Regions from separate parts of the Mus musculus genome. Here region 1 is linked to region 2. The links are chromatin contacts, found by Hi-C or POLR2A ChIA-PET in ENCODE. All regions are on one chromosome and are shown on one strand. Each heading gives the region's core, a stretch centred on a gene start or an enhancer-like site at or near the end of the contact. The rest is flanking DNA. Distances are from core to core; before and after follow the strand shown.

Region 1 (4,812 bases), core at 457-2,956, 820 kb after region 2:
GTAAGTACAACAATCGTGATTCCACAGGGTCCTATAGTCTAAGAGAATATATAGAAGCACTCTTACCAATCGTAATTTAAAAAAAAATTCTATAGTATATTTTGACTTAAAAATTCACCTAAGTAAAATTGATGATTGTTATCACCAAAACTTTTTATTAGTAAAAATAAGAAAAGATAGGAAGTGAAATGTCCTCAAGTCATAAAGGAAGCTTTTAATGACCAGAGCCCATGGATTTGATAGCATATCGATTTGCACATTTTATTGTCCTCCAATTTTATCACTGATCCATAAAACATTAACCTGTAACAGTTAAGGATTACTTTCTAGCTACCGTCCTCCCTACCACCCAACAGAAGAGGGGACTCAGCTCTGTGACGATAGGCAAGCAATCTCACCTCTGTTGTGCCTCGGTTTCATTGTGTTTAAAGGAGAGACGCGGTACGTTCCTTTTAAGACAGCTGGGAAGAGTGTATGCGATAAAATATACAGCCAGCTTTCTATTAATGGTTTTCATTATCAGTCAGGGACTAGCTCCAGTGTCATCACCTTCCACAAAAACATCTGACTCTTCCAGCCCACAACTTGAGTCGCTAATGCTTGGGGTTGTCTCACACTGTGCCTTGTCTGTCCTCTCATTATTCTAGCCATTCCCACTATAACCGCCCCCCCCTACTCAGTGGTCACCATGGGATACTTTGGGAATTTCTTGGGGCCCAGTGTTTCTCAGGTAGGTCTTGAATTGGTGATAGAAAGTCCCGCAGGAGCGGCATGGAATAAGTGCAGTTAAGCAAGTGAGTGGAACAGGTACCAAGCGTGCTGCCAGCGTGGGCAGGAGACTGCTAATCATGTCCGGAGGACCTCTCTGGAGGTGGGAACCCGGCTTTCCAGAGGCCTGCACTGTTAAGGAAATTTACATTTATCGGGAGTCTTCAGGGGCAGGATCTTGCAGACGACTTTAGACCTCGAGTGTAATCTCGGCCCAGCAACTCTTTAAAGGGCAACTCTTGGATAGGCCCAAGCTCAGCCTCAGGGCAGTCTCAGAGAGGCACCTGAGATCCAGGAGATACCTGCAGAAGCCTTTGACACGGAGTGGGTCGCATTCCAGAGACTGGGATCAGAGATGGATAGTGCGTACACTCATCAGTGCAATCAGAATTGGGGCCCGCCACGGAAGGCAAGAGGAAGGTAGAGCAGAGTCTTGCTGGCAGCGATAGGGTCGGAGATGAGTCATCCTAGCCCGTGTGACTTCAACCACCCTCCGCCCCCTCCTGCCTCGCGGGTCAGGAAGTGACCGCAGCCGACCGGGCGCTGAGCCCTGGCAGCTCCGGCCACGCCCAACCCGCTTTCTCTAAGGCCTCGCCCTTGACTCCGCCTTTGACTCAACCCAGACTCCGTCCCACTCCATTTCCACAGGCCCACACCTGACCCAGCCTCTAACTGGCCTAGGCCCCCGGCTCTGTCTCCCCAGGTTCGGTCCCTGACTCTGCCTCTGACGCAATCGAGATGGTCCAACTCATTCTCTCTCTAGACCCTATTCTTTACTCAGCCGGGGCATTCCTCTTTCCAACCAGGCCCCGCCCCTGACCCAGCTCAGGCCCCACCCATCCCGCAGCTCCTAGCCTAATCCTTGACCCCGCCTCCTGCTTCCCTCTAGAACCCGCCCACCTCCCCAGCCTCGCCCCCGGCTCCGCCCCACCGTGGGTGGTTCTTGGGCCGCGCCGGCACTTGCTCAGACGTAGGAACTGCCGGCGTGCGTCCCGGAGCCTCGCGACGCTGGCCATCCGTGCCACTGGCAGCTTAGAGGCAGCATGGCCACGGTGGCAGCGGCGGCCCGCGGGGCCGGGGCGAGGGCGGCGGCAGGGCTGCGGAGTTGCGGCGGGGCCGTGGCTCGAGAACGACCGCGCTCGGGCTGCGCTCGGCGCCTGTGCTCTGCCCCGGCTGCCCCGGCTGCCGTGGACATGAAAAGCTACCTGTGGGCGCGCTACCACGAGGCGAAGAGGAGCACGGACGGTGAGTGCGTGTCCCAGCTTGCGCCGCCCACTCGAGGACCCCTCGGGTCCCCCGCACCCTGCCTCTGTCGCGCGGCCCCCGCGGGGAAGGCGACTCTAAAACTTCGCAACTCTTTTTTGGCTTTCCCCCGCCGGGGAAGCTATTTCATACCTGGGGATTGTTAAATCTGGAGTGTACATCGCAAGTGCTCTGGGCCGCTGCGAGAGTTCCAAGGGCGTCGGTAGGAAGACATTCCCCCAAACACCGTTAGGTGTCATTCACCCTGGGAATGGTAGTAGCAGCCCAGCTTGCTGCCGCGCTGTCCTAGACAGGCTCCAGCGCAGGCGACTGGGTCAGGAGGATGAGCCGGTCTCCCTTTTGCAGGGTGGAGTAGATAAAATGTGCTGTTTGAAAGGGGAGGGTGGTCTGGTTATCCACCGCCCTCTGCGAGGAGAAGAGGAATACTTGTGGTCAGGTGAACTGAGAAAGAGCTTGGCTGGGCGGTTAGGGAATCGGAGAAGGAATGGAAAGAGGAACCAGATTATAATAGTATCAGGTATTGATGTCGACTCTGAATCGCCCATAGCCTCCGGAGGAGGGGGTCATGTCCATTATGTAGACGGGAAGGGCGAGCAAGGGGCCTAAGCAAAAACTGATTTTGACTCAGGGTCGGGAATCCATTGTCCTGTGTGTTGCTTTGTGCTTCTTGCAGTCAAACGTTTGGAACCTGGAGTAAAGGGCCAGTGAAGCACAGACACTGAAGCTGTCAGAGGACACTGGGATTTGGGGAGGGGGTGGTTTGGGGAGGGTGCTACATGAGGAAGGGGGTTGGTGAGGGAACGTTTTTGTAGGATTTCCATTTGCATCTTTGGCCACATGCCTGTTCAAGTGAAACAAAACCCACCTGGAATATCTTCACAACACATTCCGAGGTGTAAGCAATGGAGACTTCTTTGAAAGAGTGGCTTATTGGTTTTGGCCAGGCAAGTGTTTTGAGATGGGTTGTGTATTCCAGGCCTTAAAGTCATGAGTCTCCTGTGTGTTCTATCCTTCCAGGCGGGCGGGAACCACCATTCCAGGCAAACGTGTGTCCTGTCAGGGCCCTGTCAGCTCTTCTCTCTTGCTTAGTTTCCTCTTTCTTTTTGGTCTTTTTGAGACAGGGTTTTAAGGTAACCTTAAACTTGAAGCAATCCTCCTGCCTCAGTCTTTCAAGTGCTGGAGTTATAGACACGAACCACTCACTACTCCTGTCTTTTGTTTTTCTTTTCTTTTGTTTTGTTTTGTTTTGGTTTTTTTTGTTTTTGTTTTTTGTTTTTTTTAAGACAGGATTTTTCTCTGTAGTCCTGGAACTCACTCTGTAGACCTGGGTGGCCTCGAACTCAGAGAGATCTCATGTCTCTCTCCTGGAATCCTGGGATTAAAGGTGTGTGCCACTATGCCAGGCTATTCTGTATTTTTGGTTAAAAACTTTACTGACATGTATGGAGAGAATGAAATACAGAAACCCCTATACAATATTTAAACCCATTTGGCTGTGGGATTGGGACAATTCACACATGTCCTCTTGAGGAGTGAGCTATGGTTAAATGACTCAGTGTTTTGGTATGTACCTACTATGGAACAATACTTAACAATAAAAAGAAGAGTACCATTCATCTAACATACAAAAAAAATGTATATTTTAGGGAGTTACACTGTGGAGTGTGTCTGTGGGGTGGGGGTAGGAAGCCAGTCTCCAAAGGTTGAAGGGTAATTGCATCTTTAGAAGAAACTAGAGGTAAAATTTCTTCTCTCTTGATATTTTAGACAGGGTTTACCCCTTGTGGCCTGTGAGAATTAGAAAGGTCCTGAAGTTTGTTCACCCATACAGAAAATGGGGATATTACTGACGTGGTAGAGTTTTGGTATGGTGTAATGAGTCCCCCCACCCTCCCAGTTAGCCTCTGAGAATAAAGCAGTATTGGGTTGTAGACAGAGATCAGTCCTGGGGAGTGTCGGTTTGGGGTGCTAAGTCCGGAGCATGAAAAGCTGAGTTTCTTCCTCTCTGGCCCTTAGTTGCAGTAAGGGGATAACATAGCTTGGTGTTTCTTCTTCCTCTTCCTCTTCTTCCTCTTCCTCCTCTTCTTCCTCTTTCTCCTCCTCCTTTTTCTTCTCCTCCTCCTCCTTCTCTTCTCTTCTTTCTCCTCTTTCTTTTCTTCCTCCTCCTCTTTTATTTTTATTTTTTAGTTTTTGAGACAAAGTCTTTCTGTATAGCCCCAGCTGTCCTGGAACTCTGCTTTGTAGACCAGGCTAGCCTGGAACTCACAGATATCTTTCTGGTTCTAAGATTAAAGTCCTGCACCACTGTACCTGGCCCTAACATAGCATTTTTTTTTTTTTTTTTTTTTGCCTAAGCCCATTCCCTTGAGATGTTGCTACTTATGCGCAGGTCCCCTCACTGCAGGCTTGGCTCATGGTGTGCCGCACCCCCCATCCCCCCTCGTGCACATTCACAAGGAGTTTCTATGTCACCTTTGAAAACTCAGGGATTTTAATCTGGCTTTGCCTTTTTTGTCTCATTTGAGTCCTCATCTTCTCTACCCTCCTCCAGCTGATGTCTGTGCCCATGTGAGCAGGCATTAAGTATCCAGCAGAGGGTTTTAAGGTTGTTGATTCTCAAGTGTGAATCTGGGCCGAGGTGCCCAGTATCTGTTGCCTGTGCCAGACTGTGGAGCGGCCTGACAGGGATGTGGAGTCTGGAAGAGGGATAGGGGCTGCATCGATGACTGGCTGTGTGTATGTGTGTGTATACGTGTGAGCGCACAGAAGTCTGCCCCCACC
Region 2 (4,368 bases), core at 406-2,905:
CGCTTCATTCTGCATGAACGTCTATACCACACATAGCGCTTCATTCTGCATAAACGTCTATACCACACATAGCGCTTCATTCTGCATGAACGTCTATACCACACATAGCGCTTCATTCTGCATGAACGTCTATACCACACATAGCGCTTCATTCTGCATGAACGTCTATACCACACATAGCGCTTCATTCTGCATGAACGTCTATACCACACATAGTGCTTCATTCTGCATGAACGTCTATACCACACAAAGTGCTTCATTCTGCATGAAGCTGCCACGTTGCGTCTTTTAAGAGGAAAACTTCCAGTCACAATCTAAAAGGATCTTAGAGCATTTTAGATCTGGGTTTAAACTGGAAATGTCCAACCCGTAAAATCTAATCAACGATCTTCAAAACGGAAAAACTGCTCACAAATTTCTGAGGCGATATGTCTATCATGATTTTGCTATTATATAACTTACGCATTATAAAAAGCATCATATATATATATATATATAATATGTATGTGTGTATAATATATATGTATATAATATATGCGTATATATATTATACACACACACACACACACGGATATAATGTACAATTTTCATGTGTCACTTAATAAATTAGCAAGACTCTACCAACCAGCCTTCCCTTCTTCCACACAACAAAGGAAAATACTGTTTCACTGCTGTGGACTTTTTCTCCCTAGTATACCTTGCAAAGTGGTGCAAGGCTTCTCTGTGTAACCAGTCCTGAATGGATCTTCCATTTCCCAGCCTCCAGGGATTATAGGCCCGAGCCACCAAGCGAAGCCTATCAGAAACTTTTTACTAAGACAAAGGACTGCAAATCTTTATTGCATTCTCATGGCATTTATGAGACGGTGTCACTTAACACATGTGCCAAAACCTCACAAGTGTTTTCTTCCTCAACGTTTATCGGAACTTTCGAGTACACACGGCGGTGGCGACAGCAGGCCCAGGGTTTCAGATCCTGGTCTCTGGCTCCCAAGCCTTCAGCTGAAACACATCATTCAGGCTGAGAGAAGTGGACTCGATACGAATTCAGGGTTGTCTTCCTAGATGGGTACAGATAAGTTACCCACCAACTCGGGGGTCCTCCGCCAAGAGCATATTAAAAGCTCGAATCATGCCGATTGTCGTTACGTTAAAACCCAGTTAAGTTTGGAGAATGCCATCTGTAAACGTTAACTAAATATCAGGACTCAAGAGAAACAGAGTTCCTGGCTGGCGGTGCCAACTTGGGAAAGTCCACAGAAATCTCGGAAGACCAGGAACACCGTGTCTGATGGTGCGTGGGGAAAACACGCGTGAGCCCCCACGCTGCGTCCGTCTGTCCTCGTGTGTGTGGACCTGGCGCGTGCAGTCTGCAGAGGAGGGAGACCTGGAACCCCGCAGCCCTGCGCTGGGCGGAGGCCGCCGGTTCGCGGCGGAGTCGCGGCCTGCAGCTCCCAAGGCCGCTGCCCCAACTCACCTGCATGTTGGGCACAAAGCCCTTCTTGATCCTCCAGCAGTTTTTATTGATCTTGTCCAAGAACTGTAGCTCATCGTTGTAGTTACGACTCATGGTGGCGGCGAGGCCAGCGATAGCTCCTGGCTACGCTTAGAAAGAGAAACCACCCCGCAGTCCACCCGCTCCACGCAGCGCCGCCTCTCAGGGCGCAGGCGCGACCAGCTCCGCTCCAGGAGGGAAGATGGCAAGCGCCGAGGCTCAAAACTCTTCGCGCGAGTCCTGATCATCTCGTTACAATGAATTACAGCGCTAGTCTTCACTTGCACTTCCCCCCCCTCTTTCTTTCTCTCCCTCTTTCTTTCTTTCTCTCTCTCTCTCTTCCTTCCTTTCTTCCTTTCTTTCTTTCTTTCTTTCTTTCTTTCTTCTTTCTTCCTTCCTTCCTTTCCTTCCTTTCTTTCCTTCTTCCTTTCTTTTCCTCTTTCTTTCTTTCTTTCTTTCTTTCTTTCTTCCCCTCTTTCTTTCTTTCCCTCTTTCTTTCTTTCTTTCTTTCTTTCTTTCTGTCTGTCTGTCTGTCTGTCTTTCTTCCTTCCTTCCTTCCTTTTTTCTTTCTTTCTTTCCTTTTCTTTCTTTTCCTCTTTCTTTCTTTCCCTCTTTCTTTCTTTCTTTCTTTCTTTCTCCCCCTCTTTCTTTCTTCCCCTCTTTCTTTCTTTCCCTCTATCTTTCTTTCTTCCCCTCTTTCTTTCTTTCTTTCTTTCTTTCTTTCTTTCTCTCTCTTTTTCCTTTCTTCCCCCCTCCCCCTTTCTCTCTCCCTCCCTCCCTTCACCCCCCCCCCTTTTTTAAAGTAAGATCTCGATACTTAGCCTTGGTGAGCCTATGTATCCGGGTTGGCTTCGAACTCTCACAGATACCCTTGCCAATGTCTCCTGACTGCTGCTATTGAAGACATACTGCTTTAAGAATGTTTTTGAGCTGCTCCTGAAACCTCTTCACCCTGGATCAGGTCAACTGCTATATAGAACATACAGTTTGGAGTTCATGCCCCATGAACATTAGTGAAACAGCTGAGCAAGATAAAATACTAATGACGTTTGCAATGTATCAGAATGAGATTGAAGATGTACAACAAACACTCCATTACAAAATGAGCATCCAAAAGAAGCATATCACAACACTGTATCATTTATTTCTACAAATGCTTGTGAAGGAAATCTGCTCTGGCCAGCAATTCCCTACAAAGATGGATAAATCCCTCTTTCAGGGATCACTGTGTTCCATAGCTTTGTTTGGACTGTGTCCTGTGTCTGTACCTTTAAACTTAATTGACTCTTGCTCTTGGGATAAGAAAGCTGGCAGTGATTTGCAGGATAGTCCTACCCTGTGAAAAACACCACCATAGCAATCAGGAAGACTTGGGTTCAGGTTCCGCCTATGCCATTACCACCTTTGTGTGATACATTCCTCTGTTTTCACTTCTATGAAATGGGATCATAATTATTCATAGTGGCTCTGAAGGTCACAGACATGAAACTGGAGGAGTAACTAGACCAGGATGTTAAGTACTTATACAGCCCTCTTCTATCCCCCAGTAACCTAAGGAGTTAAGCAAAGGGTGTGGTTTCTGTTCATTTTTACATATCCACCCTGGCTGTCCCACTCTCCTGCTCCCCTGTCCAGTCTCACCCTGCTGATTAATGACACTAATGTCAACTGTGAACTGCCTAGGTTTAATAAGCTGCACTACCATTTCAGTCAATCTTTTTAAAAAAAGATTTATTTATTTTATTTATGTGAGTACACTGTAGCTGTCCTCAGACACACCAGAAGAGGGCCTCAGATCCCATTACAGATGGTTGTGAGCTACCGTGTGGTGGCTGGTTATTGAACTCAGGACCTCTGGAAGAGCAGTCAATGTTCTAAACTGCTGAGCCATCTCTCCAGCCCTCATTTCATCCAATCACTGAAAGGACACATCCACAAACATAAACAAATGACACAGGACAACCATAGGAAAGATTTAAGGGGCTCTCGGCTCCCTTTTAGTATTGGTGTTTGTAGAACTTCAGTCTTTGCCGAAGTTTTAAAAAAATTAAGTCTTTTCCATTTTTCTGTCATATTTTATTAAAATAAATTCAGGACAGGAGCTTTCACACATAGATTCTGACATCGTTAGAAAACAATTTTAATTAAGCACAGGACAGTAATAGTAAACATAAAACATAAAGTCCAATAAAAGTAGAAAGTCTCTAAAGAGCAGACATAGTCTTACACACACACACACACACAGATACACACAGACACACACACAGAGGCACACACACACACACACACATACATACACACACAGAGGCACACAGACACAGAGGCACACACACAGACACAGACACAAACACAGACACAGAGACACACACAGACACACAGACACACACACAGACACAGACACACACACACACAGATACACACCACACACAGAGGCACACACAGACACACATACACACACACACACACACCTACCAATGCAAATACAGACAAGTTCCTTACAACCTTACCACCTGGTCGGATCCACATGCCTTACTCTTTCCCACAAAGGCTAAACACAGGCACACAATGTGCTTACACATGCTCACATACACAGACCCCACTCCCACTACCTTGTTCCTGTTCATCATTTTAACTGTCGACCTTACTCTAGGTCTCTCAGGGCTCCAGAAGGAGACCTTTTCCACAAGGGCTTTAATATCCAGGATGCACGGTCTTCATCTTCCAGGTTTCTGGTTTCTGGGGGACTGAAGGCTGTTTACTTCCTGGGGTGTATTGTGAGCGGGCCATCAATGGGTTGGCTGTTCTCTCCATGGTCTATGTACTAGGTTCAGATCCCCCCAGCTGTTCAGATTTGGCTGTGGCTTTGAGGATGT

The links. A loop is a pair of places that touch in the nucleus more often than their neighbours do. ChIA-PET counts read pairs that join two places held with the same protein, here RNA polymerase II (POLR2A).
Region 1: a loop to region 2 is called in a map of regulatory T cell, with 5 times the contacts of the local background. The contact joins the promoter of Nt5dc3 here to the promoter of Rtcb in region 2. A Hi-C loop is called at or near these places in 1 of 37 maps with a recorded cell type or tissue (regulatory T cell). POLR2A ChIA-PET finds 5 or more read pairs at or near these places in 1 of 5 experiments (embryonic stem cell).

Annotation. Positions count from the first base shown.
Region 1 is chr10:86,777,299-86,782,110 of GRCm38, forward strand. It overlaps Nt5dc3 (5'-nucleotidase domain containing 3), which reads left to right and starts at 1,707. Exons shown (of 14, transcript NM_175331.3): 1 at 1,707-2,013. The coding sequence starts at 1,812.
Region 2 is chr10:85,956,138-85,960,505 of GRCm38, forward strand. It overlaps Rtcb (RNA 2',3'-cyclic phosphate and 5'-OH ligase), which reads right to left and starts at 1,656. Exons shown (of 12, transcript NM_145422.4): 1 at 1,478-1,656. The coding sequence starts at 1,570. Bpifc (BPI fold containing family C) reads right to left here. Exons shown (of 16, transcript NM_177772.4): 16 at 3,554-4,368. The coding sequence ends at 4,282.